2 separate regions of the Homo sapiens genome follow, and region 1 is linked to region 2. A link is an interaction called in ENCODE POLR2A ChIA-PET data of the cell type or tissue named here. Cell type or tissue: PC-9. All regions are shown on one strand.

What was found. Peaks named below come from ENCODE experiments on the same cell type or tissue, not always from the same donor. Only the 100,000 strongest peaks of a DNase experiment are listed, where the experiment ranks them.
Region 1: POLR2A ChIA-PET joins it to region 2 with 16 read pairs; 2 of 35 experiments call an interaction of 5 or more read pairs at or near these places.

The regions. Positions count from the first base shown.
Region 1 is chr1:94,200,637-94,208,636 of GRCh38, forward strand. It overlaps ARHGAP29 (Rho GTPase activating protein 29), which reads right to left. Exons shown (of 23, transcript NM_004815.4): 6 at 4,999-5,047; 7 at 4,425-4,562; 8 at 3,294-3,358; 9 at 2,464-2,574; 10 at 2,282-2,362; 11 at 1,908-2,096; 12 at 1,084-1,221. Among named protein-coding and RNA genes, the nearest start is that of ARHGAP29, 33 kb to the right of the region's middle. In PC-9, no CTCF peak of the experiment used is centred here; no DNase peak of the experiment used is centred here; H3K27ac peaks cover 6,501 bases.
Region 2 is chr1:94,022,353-94,030,352 of GRCh38, forward strand. It overlaps ABCA4 (ATP binding cassette subfamily A member 4), which reads right to left. Exons shown (of 50, transcript NM_000350.3): 30 at 7,093-7,279; 31 at 2,602-2,696; 32 at 1,034-1,066. Among named protein-coding and RNA genes, the nearest start is that of ABCA4, 95 kb to the right of the region's middle. In PC-9, CTCF peaks have their summits at 3,722 (motif pointing right) and 3,925; DNase peaks (open chromatin) are centred at 349 and 3,729; H3K4me3 peaks cover 502 bases; H3K27ac peaks cover 1,549 bases.

The DNA of each region.
Region 1 (8,000 bases), 180 kb after region 2:
CCGCAAATGTCCAACTAGTGAATGGATAAACACTGTAGTACAGTCATACAATGGAATTCTGCAATAAAAAGAAACAAACTATTGATACATGCATAACATTGATGAATCTCAAAGGCATTATGCTGAGTAAAATAAACCAGTCAAAAGGTTATATACTATATGATTTCACTTGTATGACAATCTGGAAAAGACCAAACTCATAAGGCAGAGAACAGATCAGTACTTGCCAGGGGTTAGGAGTGGGCAGAGAGTTGGACTACAAAATAAGTAGCATGAAGGAATCATTTTTAAGTGATAGCATTGTTCTGAATCCTGATTGTGGCAGTACTTACACAAATTTGTAACTGTTAAAACTTGTGGACTATACATGAAAAAAAGGTTTTCCATGTAATTAATTTTACGAAAAACATTTTAAAGAGTAAATAAAAATACTTCAGGACAGAATGCTTTGTCTCCAAATAATTTGGTTCAATTTTAATATTTAATTTACTCCAATTCTGAAGAATATATCTCAGAGCACTGGCAGAAGTTTCAAGGGTCAAATCAATGATGTCGGCAAAGCCAAGAAAACTGGTGGCTTAGAGGCAATTTTAAACTCTCAGACTTCAATTTTAACCAAACAAATCATCAATCCAGAGAACATGGGGAAAGGCAGATCAAAAGAAATTCAAACTGTATATCACTATGAAAAACTGAAAATCAATCTGCAAACTCAACACATTTCATTAATCTCAGAATCTAAATCCCGTAAGAATTGTAACTTATCAGGCATACCTTCCCCTTCTGCAGATAGAGACTTCTCTTTCTTTTCCCTCCCTCCCTTCCTTCCTCCCTCCCTTCTTTCCTCCCTCCCTTCTTTCCTTCCTTCCTTCTCTCTCTCTCTCTCTCTCTCTCTCTCTCTTTCTTGATCACCCACTCTAGAGTGGGTAATCATAATCGAAGCTCACTATAACCTCAAACTTTTGGGCTCAAGTGATCCTCCCACCTCAGCCTCCCAAAGTGCTGGGATTACAGGTGTGAGCCACCATGCCTTGCCTGATGGTCTTTTCTTCTTGCCTTCAAAATACTGAAGAAATTACTTACAGCTTTAAGGGTAAGATCACACTGGAAAACAAGTGTCCGGAGTTGTGCTAAAATTTCTCTTTTGGTATTTTCTAGATCATTTCTTCTTTCTTCAACATTTGTCACACAAACTTTGTAAAGTTCATTTGCTTCTTCTACCTTCACAAATATCACAGAAAAAAAAATAACACTAGAATTTATATTTTAAACAAATATTTACTATAGTAAAGCTAAGTTGAAATAACTGAAAATTCTGAAATCTTCTGTTTTCAAAATAATACTTCTGAAGTTAATCTGTTCTGGTCAGTGATTCAAAGGCAGTTGATTTTAATGGACAGCCATGTACAATTTATAATTAGTACACTGTCTATAAAATATTTGCTTCTATTTGAAATAGCATTTTATATTTATATTTACTATATTCCATATAATCTTACAGAATTTGTTCGTAAAATTACATTTCATCAATAATACAAAGCTTTTGCCTATCCTTGCTATCAGGTGCCTGAATTAGTACACATACACACACACACTTGCCTAAAAGGTGAACTTTCTTGTCAAGTAAAATAAACTACTGCCTTCTCTAAGACATTCTTTCACAAACTCCAAAATTCAGGTCTCAGCATAGTGGTTCTCAAAATGTGGATCTTCACCAACAGCATCAGCACGACCTGAGAGCCTATTAAAAAATGTTGACCTACTGAATGAGAAACTCTGGGGGATGGGCTTAGCCATGTTTTAACATGCCTTTCCAGGCAGTCTTGGCAGACGCAGAACTTTGACACCAAACTCCTGGCAGATTACCGCTAATTCAACTTGCAAATAAAAAAGAAAAAGATCGTTACTTTTTGGAGAGCCTCCTCTTCCAACCTTCGCTTTTTTTCTAGTTGCTTGTTGAGATTTTTTGCTAATCCGCCACTTGAAGACAGATGCTCCTCTTCTGCACGAAACATGGAAGACTTTGCTTTCTCATATTCATCTTGACGTTGCATGCATAATAATTTTGCCTTTTTGAGAGCATTCTCTGCTTCAAGCTACACCGAAAAGAGTATTAAACACAGAATATGAAAGAAATCCTACTGAACAAGTGTCTTTAGCATATTCAGCAAGATAGTTAAGACAATATTTTAGAAAAATGAGAGCAAGGAAGGTCAGTATATACTGCAGATTATTTTAAATGTTCACAAATAGGTACATGAAACTCCATTTTAATACTAACCATTTTATTTTGCTCCTGTTTCCAAAGCTCTTTTATTTCTTTCCTTTGTTTTTCCATTTCATTTTTCCTTCCAAGTAGAGGCTGTGAAAGGTATTTAAAATGGAAAAAGAGAAAAGCAATTTTCTAATGGCATGCCATTGCTTAAAAATAAAAGTGCATTATACATATAAATTAATCTTTACCTGCACAAATTTGTTAGCCTGGAGAGCTGCAATTGTTTGTTGTAAAAGGTGACTGCTTTCTATATCATTAAGAAGAGCATTAGTAAACAGAGACTGCAGTGGCATGAACTCCTAAAATTTAAAATTGAAAAGTAAATTTTACAATAGAAATGGCACTAGAATTCCAAACACATCACTACCCTTCTTCAAAAAGGGAAACTAAGTTTAGACTTTTGCCCCCAGAAAAATAACTAGTCAAAAACATGACTATGAGAAAAATATAGAAGAAAATTAATTATAATTAATCATAAAACTGGTTAGCAAAAGTAGTAGCTATCAAGACAATCAGTATTTGTATAAAATTGTAAATTTCTGGCTGGGAATAGTGACTCATGCCTATAATCCCAATACTCTGGGAGGCCAAGGTGGGTGGATTACTTGAGCTCAGGAGTTTGAGACCAGCCTAGGCAACATGGTGAAACCCCATCTCTACAAAAACATGCAAAAATTAGCCAGGGCATGGTGGGCACCTATAGTCCCAGGTCATCAGGAGGCTGCGGTGGGAGGATCGCTTGAGCCTCGGGGGACAGAGGTTGCAGTGAGCTGAGATCACGCCACTGCACTCCAGCCTGGGTTACAGAGTGAGACCCTGTCTTAAGACGAAAAAAAAAGCGTATTTCCTAGATTTTTTCATAATGGACATCCATCTAAACTTAAAATAATTTTGTCAATAAAAAGATCAGCATTTAAGTGCTTTCCTATATTAACTGAAATATTCTGATTTTGCAAATTATTGGGAGTTCATGAGTAGTTTCTTATTATAGAACCCCCGAAGTTCACAGAACACTTACCTGAATTCCAATGTTAGTTCTAGTTGCCTCTGCCAACTTGACCATATTTCTAGTGGACTCCAATTCTGAAAAGTTCAAAGAGGGTATCAGAAGGTAAAATCAATTTATTTTTCCCCCTGTATACTCTAAAATTACTTGTAGTAATTCCACAATTAAGAAGTGATCACAAATACTAGTGTGTATCAAGATATAATACAGCAATACTTCTTTCTTCCTTTTTTTTTTTTTTTTAAAAAGAGACATGGTCTCACTACGTTGCCGAGGCTGGTCTCGAACTCCCAGGCTCAAGTGATCTTCCAGGCTCAAGTGATCTTCCAGCCTCAGCCTCAGGAATAGCTGGGATTACAGGCATAAGCCACCATGTACAGCTCTTAATGCAGCACTTCTTAATTGTGAGTGCTCATCAGAATCAACTGGGAAACTCTTTCAGAATATATTTGCCTCCATTTCACCTCTCTGAAGGATAGGACCTAGGCTTGTGTACTGACCCTCTACAAGACTATTCAGGTGATTCTGATTAGCATTCTCTATTATAAGCAAATAATACAGTAGAAAGAGCATAGGCTTTGGGTAGATTCTATATTCTTCCAGTTATGCTATATGACTTTAAGCAAATCTGCTATATGACCTTAAGAAATCTCCTGTCTTGTCTCTCTCAGCTGTAATATAGGAAAAACAATTCTTGTCTTGCCTACTTCTCAGAGTTTTTGTAAGAAGTAAATAAGATAATGACTACGAAAACATTTTGATAACTGTAAAACACTGAGGAAATATTAGCTATTAAAATGTTTCTTCTCTGTTTCCATTGCCTTCTACTCATACATCTATTGTTGCTGTTATCTCCTGACCATATTATCTGACTGCATTTCCTCTTACCCACTAGAGTATGACTTCTTTGAAGGCAGAGACAGTATTCTATTTGTCTTTGTGTCCCTAGGTCTAGTAGTTGGTCCACAGTAAATACTCACTAATTCCATCTAGTGTAAGAAGAGTCTTTTCTGGATAATGGTTTTATTCATTATAATGAAACAGGTACTAATTTGGAATTCTATTACTCATAATCTGTAAAAAATGAGTTAGAAACAACTTAATTATTATACTCTAAATCAGATGCTTTAAAAGGCAACTCACCCAAGTTAAGCTTTTTTTCAACCCATGAAACTATGTTCTTAGTATATTTTGACCAAGTTTTAGCATATGACAAAGCCAGCTCGATAGAGTCAGTGTTCTTTAACAGCACGTTGTCTAGTTCTAAAGGGGAAAAATTTCCTGAAAACAAAAATATCAAGGTAAGTATATGTTAAATGTGATCACATCATAACTCCAAACAAAGAAGCACTGAGATCCTAAGATACTAGTCAATAAAAACTGGTTTTTAAAAAAAATACAAGTGACAAATTTACAATTAAAAGGCCAGAGTTTAAACTTAAAATGGTTTCAAACTATAATGTATTTTTATCTTAAAATATATTTCTATTATCCATCAAGTTAAAAGCTTTACACAATTCTTGATCAGTCTATATCTCATATTATCTATCTACTCTAGCAGGTTATTTCCCTTAAGCTCTATATGTAAAACTTTATATATCATTTTGCATTAAAAATGAATACACTAGGTTACTAAGCAAGAAGAGATTAATCCAGGACATTCATAGAAAGTAACTACAAGAAGTTTGTGAAAAGTTATAAACACCTTGAGCATTACCTTTTTCACTGGATGAGTCCACTGATTCCACAGAAACATTTTCAAACGACTTACAACATGGAAAAAGATAAATTTAAAATTAGAGAAGAACACAAATCTTTGCTTCAGAATTTTTTTGCCCCAATTTGTTACTCTGACATAATTCCTGCTAAAGAATTTCAAGTATTTAAAACTTAAAGGCCTTAGAAGTCTGTTTAAGTGCCAGAACACTTCATAAGAATTTCATAGCTTTTTACAACAGGAGTTCCCAAGATCCAAGAATGAACAACCTCACTGTTGTTACTAACAGCATTAGTTAACATTAATGAATCCATTCAAAACTTTAAATTTTGCAGATAACAAAAATATTAGTCAAGAAGTTAGAGAAGCAATGCAAACATATTGCTATCTAAACAGAAGACACAGATCTGCCTCTTCCAGTCATCTTTTATCATTTTACTATATGATAAGCATGTCTCTGAAAGTCTATTACATAGCTTAGCACAAAACTTTCTATGATGATGGAAGTGTTTTATATCTGTACTGTCCAATAAAGTAGCTAATAGCTCCATGTAGCTATTTGAACATTTAATAAGTGGCTAGTGTGACTAGGAGGTGGAAGTGAATTTTTAATTTTATTTAACTATTATAATTAAATTTAAAGAACTACATGTGACTCGTGCTACTTTATTGCATTGTGCTGGAAAACATCATTTACCAAAATTTTGAGATCTTAAACAAATTTAATCGATTTAAATTGGGCAATACAGGGTATACAGGGATTCAATGCAAAACTGATCGAGGAGACCTGGGTCTGAAGTCCAGCTCCATTATTACCTGTATGACACTGGGCTACATATTTTAAGTTCACTAACTTTGTAAGTCCTTCTGTAAAAGAGGGATAAGAACACTACTTTCAAAAGACTGTTTTAAGAATTAAGATGATGTAGGCCTAGCGCAAGGCATGGTACATAGTAACCACTATTAAACATATTGCAACAGGCCAGGTGTGGTGGCTGATACCTGTAATCACAGAACTTTGGGAGACTGAGGCGGACGGATCACCTGAGGTCAGGAGCTCGAGGCCAGCCTGACCAACATGGAGAAACCCCATCTCTACTAAAATACAAAAATTAGCCAGGTGTGGTAGCACATGTCTGTGGTCCCAGCTACTTGGGAGGCTGCGGCACAAGAAGTGTTTGAAATTAGAAGATGGAGGTTGCAGTGAGCCGAGATCACACCACTGCACCAGCCCAGGTGAAGGAGTTCTCACTCTGTCTCAAAAAATATATATATATTTAATATTATATATGTATAATATATAGTTGCAATATATATATTCAAATGAGGCAAATATATATATATAGAGAGAGAGAGAAGGAGCAACTTTTATTTATTTATTTATTTATTTTTGAGACAGAGTCTCACTCTGTCACCCAGGCTGGAGTGCAGCGCCACGATCTTGGCTCACTGCAACCTCTGCCTTCTGGGTTCAAGTGATTCTCGTGCCTCAGCCTCCCAAATAGCTGGGACTACAGATGCACATCACCCTTCCTGGCTAATATTTGTATTTTTAGTAGAGACTGGGTTTCGCCACGTTGGCCAGGCTGGTCTCGAACTCCTGGCCTCAGGTGATCCGCCCACTTCGCCCTCCCAAAGTACGAGATTACAGGTATGAGCCACCATGCCCTATTATTTTTAAAGGGTATTTTTCAAAACCGTTGATCAAAGTAATTTTATTATTAGGATTATATATCATCACAGCTTTTTTATTCCAATCTCTAAAACAAATTAAAACCTTCAAAAAAAAGTACAAAAGAAAAAAAAGAAAAAAGTATTTTTTCCTGTTAAGAATTAGTATAATATGTATGCACAATAGAGGTACAGAAACAGGAAATATGATTCACACCTAAAATTTAAATTGTTCAGTGTCTTGCCACACAGATAAAATGTGTAATCTTCTGAAGTAGTAGCAACAGTTTGAAAAGATAAAATTTAGGAATAATCATGAATAATAGCAAAATATTTAAACATCTTACAACTTTTCATCATTCTCCTCCATTTGTCAATAGATGGCTTCAGTAACGGTCATAATTTTTGGTAATATTGTAATACATATAACAAATGCCTTAAATAGTCATTTTTATTTTATATAATTTTAAGAAGGACCTGAGGTTTTTATAATAATATAAGTCCCTGGCACGTTTCCAAATATTTGATTTTTTTTTTTGTTTTTGTTTCTTTGTGTTTTTTTAGAGACAGAGTCGCACTGGCTAGAGAGGAATGACACAATCACAGCTCACTGCAGCCTTGAACTCCTGGGCTCAAGTGAATCCCCCCTCTCAGCTTCCCTTTCAAGTAGCTGGGACTACAGACTTGTGCCACCACATCTGGCTAATTTTTTGTAGGGACAGGGCCTCAATCATGTTAACCAGGCTGGTCCTGAACTCCTGTCCTCAAGTGATCCTCCCACCATGACCTCTTAAAGTGCCGGGACTATAGGTGTGTGCCACCACACCTGGCTAATTTTTTGTAGGAACAGGGTCTCAATCATGTTAACCAGGATGGTCTTGAACTCCTAGCTTCAAGTGATCCTCCCACCTTGGCCTCTTAATGTGCTGGGACTATAGGCATGAGTCACTATACCTGGTCCCAAATATCTGTTGAAATCCTTCTTGGATTTGATCATCCTTAACAGAAAATGATCAACATAAGTCCCTGATGCAGTTTTTTAATGTATTTTGTTTGCATTCAGCAAAAAAGTTTAGTCAATTAAAAACATTACTACCATAAACTTTAAAGAAATATTATCCATACATTCCTTATATTCTGTTATTTCATAGCAATTTTTCTTTTTTTTTTTGGAGACAGAGTCTCACTCTGTCACCTAGGCTGGAGTGCAGTGGTGTGATCTCGGCTCACTGCAACCTCCGCCTCCCGGGTTCGAGCAATTCTCCTGCCTCAGCCTCCTGAGTAGCTGGGATTACAGGTGCCCACCACCATGCCCAGCTAATTTTTGTATT
Region 2 (8,000 bases):
AGGTCCTCTTTCACATGTCACATGTCATCTCCTCCCATCCCAGCCAAGGACTCCTTTTCTGTGCCACCTCTGTGCTTTGCAGGTACTTCTAGCAGCACAGGACCCATCTTCATCCTGTCATCCCTACCTCTCGGGGCTTCTGTGCCTCACACCTGTTCAGGGAGGCCCTTAGCCTCTCCTGCCTGGACTTGTGCTCTGCTTCTTCACTGGCCCTGGGATCTATCTCCTGTACTGCCCTGGAAGTCTGAAGTGACTGTGTGGAAACACCAGTCTGAGTGCATCACTCCCTGGCCTCAAACCCTTCAAAGGCAGGGCAGAAGCCAAAGTCAACAGAACAGAATGAATTAGCTGGTTATACCAAGCAGAGGAGGAGCTCTTTCTCAGGGCCTTGAATCACTGCCTCACTCCTACTCTCTGTCTCAGCCGAGGCCCCACAGGTCCCTCTGGAGAGCAATCCTGAAAGCCAGATTTCATGTGTACGGTCTAGAATCTGCCCAGGAAAGCACATACATGTCAGCCCCGCACCTGTTCTGGAGGTGCAGTTCCTGAGGGAGGCTGGGAGGCAGCAGGCTCCTAGAGTCCCACTTGGTGAGGTTCTAAACCTCTGGAAATATTTCAACCTCCAGGATGCCTCAGGAATGGGGTGAGTCTGGGGCTGGCCCACACTCCCTGAAGCTTAAAAGGAATGGGCCAAGGAGTGTCCCGGGTTTAGGCTACAAGGCCCTCTTGTTGGAGTATTATAAACTGTTATATACTTGGAGGTTTTAGAAGCTTTTTTTGGGTGAGAATGCTCTGAAACGCCACATCAGGGAATGCCACCCCCACTTATGTCCTCCAAGAAGAGGCACCACTGAGTGTCTTCTGAGTCTGGGATGTCCCTAGCCACATATTCTTCAGGACGTGTCTTGTGACTTCCTGAGCACCTACAGAACAGCCCCTCCTCATGGCTGTGAGGTGTGCCTTTTAAAAGTGTGCAATTATTTCAACAATGAATCAATCTGAGATTTTAATTCTGATAAAAATAGTTTCTTACCTCTGTTCATTGACCCAGAATTTGCTCTTTAAGCTGAAAGCCAAAATAAAATAATGCAATGAATACCACAAGTACAGCAGTGCCGTTAACTTTCTTTCCCAAACATTCATTTTGAAGACTGAAGTCTCAGTCTTCAGGGGCATTTTTGCATTTTCCGATATCCAAGCAATGCGGAAGCCGCCCAGCCCTGGGACATTGCCTGAATACACATGCAGAGAAAGGACCTATGATTTCCCCCACTGGCTCTCCAAATCATATCCCGCATGCTGGACTTTCTGAGTGGTCCTGTTGTCAGGTCATATGTCAGGTCAATATGCCTGATCTGGACCCAGAACACACGGCAATGACCATGTCAGTGTGGAATGAAGGCTGCAGCCCTCCTGTCTTCCACCCTGCAAAAATGAGACTCTAACAACCACCTGCACACCTCGGGGGAGTTCCGACTCACTCCACAGCCCAAAGTTAAGGCACTGACATTCAGTCAATCAAGGGTAAAATGACAAAATGGGAAATGAACAGATGCCAACTCTGGACCCCAGAGCTCAATCCCATGAACTGTCATTGTCATCCACCTTTAAGCACACACGCACAAAATCCAAAATTTCATACTGGAGATTTGCTGCTGAGAACTCAGTTTGGGATGGTTGCTGTTTATTGCATTCTATTTATTCTGCTTTTATTTTGGGGCTTGGATGGCATTCTTTGTTTTGCTAAATGCTTTCACCATTTGCAGTGTGTTCTAGTTAATTAAGTCAATTTATCCCTCGTTCAGGGCTCTGGCAGGTGAAGCAACAGAAAGTCCTACTAAAGTTAGACAGGAGGTTTTATCTTAAAGCCCCAGAGCCTGTGCGGACTGGACCACGCTTCCTTAGGATCCTCTCTCCTGGCATGGCATGCCCCTGTCAAGCTGCTTGTTCTGATACGGGCTGCCAAAGCTGTTCCATCCTGGATGGGGCTGATAAGAACAGCTGGAGAGCCAAGAGAACTAGATATTTCTTGAAAAGTTCATTGGCATCTCAAAGGGCAGTGATCAAAGATGATAATTCACAGTTAGAATATGACAGCTGCAGTTGACCTGGCTCGCCCTGGCGTGTGCTGGACTCAGACACTGTCCCGCTGCCTCTTTCCCACCCTATCTTTTTCCTTTCTCTTTTTTGCCACTTACTTATTTTCTCTTTTTCTTCTACCTTTTCCCCTATACTCCTCCACCTCCCTCCAAATTTTTACTCTCTCTTTTAACTAGTTAAAATATGTGGCTGCATTTTTGAATAACTTCTATGGTCTTCTGATATAACTTTTAATAATACGTGGGTTAAAATTTAAGACTGCTTGCCCTAAATGTAAAAACAAACAAACAAACAACAAAAAAAGAATTAATCTTAAGTTACATTTTACTTGTATGTGCCTCAATTGCTTTTTATGTTGAATGGGGCCCTCAAATCAGATAAAAAAGAAAAAAATCTACTGCCCTGATCATACATAAATTGAGAGAGAAAATTATCTTCTGTCCCTAGTTAATATCTTCTACAGGGAGCCAGGATAAAAAGCATAAAAGGATTTCTTCTTACCTGCTTCTTATAAGAGCAGGATACGTTTTTACCAAGAAGTCGGAGATGTTCCTGTCCGTCAGGTCTTGTAGAATTTCCGTGCTGCGCTGTGTTCTCTGAGGCAATGAGACACCCACGTTAATTACCTTGGAACTTGAGGACTTATAAGTAGTTTGTGAAACTGCTTGTTGTCTTCCAAAAATTATTTATGGATTGAGCTGCTGAGAAAATACTAAATAAAGTACTGGCATCTCCCTAGTTCTCACTTCAATGATGTGTAACTCATCTTTGATGCCTCTTTTTTCGCCAATCCATTGACAAGACAGAATGGCGTCACTCCAAAACAAATCTCCAATCCATCTGCGTTTCTCCAGCTCCAATACTGCCACGCTACCCAAGCCACCACCTAGACCACTAGAGAAACTTCCACATGGGTCTGCCTGATTCTGTCCTTGGTCTGCCAACTTCCGTTTTCCACCCAGCAGCCAGCTTGAACTATAAAAATGTAAACCCGAGCACCTCAGTCACCTTGCTTACTTATCCACTCCAATAAACCCTGGGATCAAATCTCGACTCACTACCAAGGCCCATGTGGCCGATGTGTGTGGCCCTGCCCCTCTCTGAGCTCACCTGCCACACTCCCCTCCCTGTCTCTCGGCGAGCACCTCTCTCTCCTGGTGCAGCTTTGTGCTTGGCTGTTCACTCTGCCTGGGAACTCTACCTGTAGACCCTCTCATGGCTCGCTTCAAATTTTATTCCTCGGAGAAATGTTCCTGGTTCCAGTCACTCTGTATTGTCATGTACTGTTGTGTTATCTTCATAGCTCTCATTTCCATCTGAGAGTTTCCTCCCGATGGATCTGTTTACGTATTTGTATCTGTAATCCCCCGTAGGATATCATTTTGGTGAGAGCAGGGACTTTGCCTGATTTGTGAGCTGTTGTGTCCCCAGCACCCAGAATAGTGGGTGGCATACAGATGACACAGTTGATTTGTGACATTAATGAAAGAATTTGAATAGTTCCTTACAATTTACAAATCACTTTCAAAATACATCTAGGACTGGAAGCTAGTTCATCGAAATATTTTGGAAAATTCAAAGGTGCATGGGTTTGTCCACCAGGTGGCAATATTACTGCAAATCTGGGAACACATTCCGCTTACATTCTCATAAAAGCATTCACTCTGTCAAGGGTGCTGCCCAGAAGTAGTTGAGGGGATTTTGGTGGCATTACACCGCCGTTATTGCGCACCATTCTTTCCTTTTCATACACTTTCTATCTCCTCCCCCTGTTTTCCCATTTGACTTTCCTCTTCTTTAATTCACTCTTTTCACCTTGTTTCTCTCTCTCCTGCCAGGAGGAGAGCTGGCACCTACCGAATGCTCCCTGTGTGTCGGGCACTATGTTAAATGCCCTACATACACGATCTCACTTCATCCTGACACTCTTTGAAAGAAGAATTTTTAGCTTAATTTACAGACAGAGAAACTGAGGTTCAGAACAGTTAGCTGACTTGCACTGACTGGGCTGCAAACTTGCAGGTGGGTGGCCCAGGGCCTAGGAACTGAATCTGCCTCTGTCTCCTCCTTGCTCTTTTCACTGAGTCACCTGCTTCTCAAGCTGAAAGTGGCACTCAGACACCGGCCAAGCTCCCCTGGTGGAATCCAGGTTGGAAAAATTGCTGCTGGCTGCGATAGCTTATGATAAATTGTTTTATAAAAGTTCTGCCCAATAAAATATTTGTGTAACCCTATCTCCACATATACTAGAAGTCAGGGACAGAGTGCTTCCACCTCAGGACCCACCACATTCAAAGAATGTTAGAGCAGGGAGGGTCCCTAGAGATGACCACATTGCCCCATTTCCCAGATGAGAACAACTGATTGTCTCTGAATCAGGCCCACGCCCTCTGGACTTATTCCAGGCTGAATGAGGGATTGTGTTTGAGTGGCTAGGGTGAGCAGATGTGAATAAGAGTGTGGGTTTGTGAGTGTGTGTGTGTGAGAAAGAGAGAGAGAGAGAAAGATAGAGAGAGAATGAGAAAGAGATTGAGAGAAAGAGTGAGAAAGAGTGAGAGAGTGAGAGATAAAGAGTAAGAGATAGATAGAGACAGAGAGATTGAGAGAGAAAGAGAGAGAGAGAAAAAGAGTGAGTGAGAGAGACAGAGCGCGCACAGCTCCTGTGCATATGCGTGGCATTCAGTTTTGCTCCAATGGAAGGCACGTATAATAGTGAGGAAATGCAGAAGTGAAAGAAAATGGCAGGAACTGGCTTGCCTTTTTCTAGGACTTTGGCTGTTACATTTTGTCCAGGGACCAAGGACCAACACTACTGAAAATAAGTTTCTAAGCTGGACAGACCGCGTGGAAGTAAGGGTTCGTTTAGGAAATGAAACACCATGTAGGTAGGCTTGGCCTCCCCTCCCTCGCCCTGGCCAAGAGCTCAGGGTACAGTATCACAGCCTTGACGTCCTGATGCTGGAGGGTTTTGAGTGGAGGCAGCCACAGGAGCCCTCAGCATTGACAGCAAAGCAAACAAGCAAAGCTTCCTCTTGGGGCACAGAGGACTGAGACAAGTTCCTTGGGTCCTTCTTTTGGGATCCCTATGATGCAGCAGATGAGCTGTGATTCAAAGAGAGAAAATATTGCTTGAGAAATATAAAGATACATGCTTTAGAATATAAAAAAGAGCAGGGATCGGGTGTTCTTGGCCTAGAACCATTTATAAACCAGACTGTGATAGGTGCTGTGGCAAAATCTAGTTGCTCCCATTATTTGCTCCTCCCTGCTGCCTTAGCCATAGCCTTTTTTGTTGGGTTTGTAAGTGGAAGTACTATGTGGGAACTTCAGAAAACCTTCCCTAAACATAGCACATGTGCACACTCTGCCCTCTGTTTTGCTTCATCCTTCTTCCATTCCGCTGCCTGGAAGGCAGCTCCTGCCTTATTGGCTGATGAGGCTGAGGCCTGTTTAGTGTGGAGGAGAAAGAGAATAGAACATCGTGCACCACCCACGTAGACTTTTAGATGAGTGAGAAACAAGTTGTGTCTTGTTTTATCTGCTGTTAGTTTGGGGTTGTCATCACTTGAGTTGAATCTAATTCTAAATAATTCCTTGCCCACATGATTTCATTAAATCCTCATAATAATATTATGAAATAAGCAGTTATTCCCAATTCACAGGTGATAAAATTAAGGCTCAGAGAGGTCAAGTAGTCCACCTGGGGCTCTCCGTGTCCCATACCTGTGCTTTCCCACTGAACTGCATAGCCTGTTTGGGAACAGTTTATTCATTGACAAATCATTGGACAGGGCTGTCTAAGGCCCAGCCCTGGCAAGTCAGCTGGGAGGCCCATTATCAACCACGGACACAGCCTTCTTTGATGTCTCTAAATCCCCCAGGAGATGCTCACTGTAATCTGTTCTGGACTTTAGAACTCCCAGGACAGGGTGCTGCTCAGAGCCAAGATCATTAATGTCCCTGCAAAAGATGGATGCTGGCTGTGCATGTATTTGTGTACATACCTGCAGATGTTAGAGACACAGCACATGGAGAGCTTCTTAATTAAGACTGTTAATAAGTGTGTAAACACATTTCCATTTGAATGTACATCATAGCATTGCTTATAATGGTGAAAACTAAAAAACCTAAGTGGCGAATAATGGGAGATCAGTTAATTTAAAGTAACTTTAGGCCAGGAGCAGTGGCTGACGCTTGTAATCCTAGCACTCTGGTAGGCAGAAGTGGGTAGATCACTTGAGGCCAGGAGTTCAACACCAGCCTGGCCAACATGGTAAAACCCCATCTGTACTAAAACTACCAAAAAAATTAGGCGGGCATGATGGTGCATGCCTGTAATCCCCACTACTCGGGGGGGCTGAGGCACAAGAATTGAACCTGGGAGGCAGAGGTTGCAGTGAGCCGAGATCACACCGCTGCACTCCAACCTGGGTGACAGAGAGAGACTCTGTCTCAAAAAAAAAAAAAAAAAAAAAAAAGAAATTCAAACAATGGGATAATATACAGATATTAAAAGTGATGCAGATGTCTATTTATTGACATGGATGCATGTTCCTAGTAAATTATGCAGTAAATCAGATTTTAAGACAATATTTGGAATATAATCTGTTTGGGTGGCTGCAAACCAAACATTATCTGTGTTTATATCCAAGCGATGATTTTTTTTCCTTCTGACTTACCTGTGTTTTCTAATTTTTCTATAATGAGCACATATGACTTAATTTTTTTTAGTGCTTAAACACATTTTTTCTACTAGATCAAATAGGAAGTATCTGGTGGAAAATGAAGCTTTTGGTGAGTGGCTTCCTCCAGTTGGCAGCCACAGCGCCCTGTGGGGAGCCCCTCCCAGAGGGTGCAGGGAGTTTGGTTTAGTCCCCTACTCAACTGCCAGTTTGAAATGTTAGTTTGTGAGAGACTCAGGAGATACCAGGGACTCCCCTAGTCCCTCTGTGGCAGGCAGACCTGGGGCCCCGTTGTTTGGAGGTCAGGTACCTGGGGGGGCGGGAGGCCCCCGGCACCCTCGGGGCACTCTGGCAGCATGGTGAGCTTCTCCCTGGTGCTGCACCTGCAGGATGGTGAAGGGTTGACCTGTGTCCATTTCTGCTTCTGGAACAGCTGGGTGATGTTTGGGGACACAGAAGGAGTCTTCCAGGGTGTTGAGTTGCCACAGGGGTACTCCCTCATGGAAGACAAGAAAATATTCCATAATCAGCCTCAAAGTTGCTGACAAATCCCTAGGCATAAGAAATTGTGCCCAACCCTTTCCTCCTCCTCTTTAGACCCAGGCCCTTTCTTCTTATTCTCTTGGAGGCTGGTTTCTGCTCAAGCAATATCAAAACTAGGGTTTTGTGACTGACTAGGTGTGGGGCTGGGGAATAACCATCTCTAGCTTGTGGATCGTTTTGTCTCCCTTTTTATTCCTAGCAGCTCTAGCTGTTGAGAGACACAGCAACCAGAAGAGGAATTTGAAATTAGTCTGTTTTGGTCCTTATTGACAGCTTTGAAAAAGACTGAGGGAGAAAAGTTAAAATTATATTGAACTTTTAGGATTCCTGGTGGATGTCAATGGCCTTCGCTAACTCCCTTCTCCAGACTCACAACTATCACAAAGTACTGGCCACTGTGTCACTCACGCCATTCAAGGCCCAATCACACAATAGCATAACCCTATTTCCCTCCCTCCCTGCTCAGAGGCCTTTCAAATAAGTTATGGGGAATCATCTGTCAACTCAACATAGAACTTCTATGCTGAGAAATATAGAGCTGTCCAGTGGTGTGGGGGCTTCCTAGGAGGTAGTGAATGTCCCTGCACACAAGTGTGGAAGGAGAGGTTGGGGGAGTGCTGGTCAGAGACATGGAAGTGACCAGCAGAGCAGGATTGAGTGGGGCCTCCCCAACGC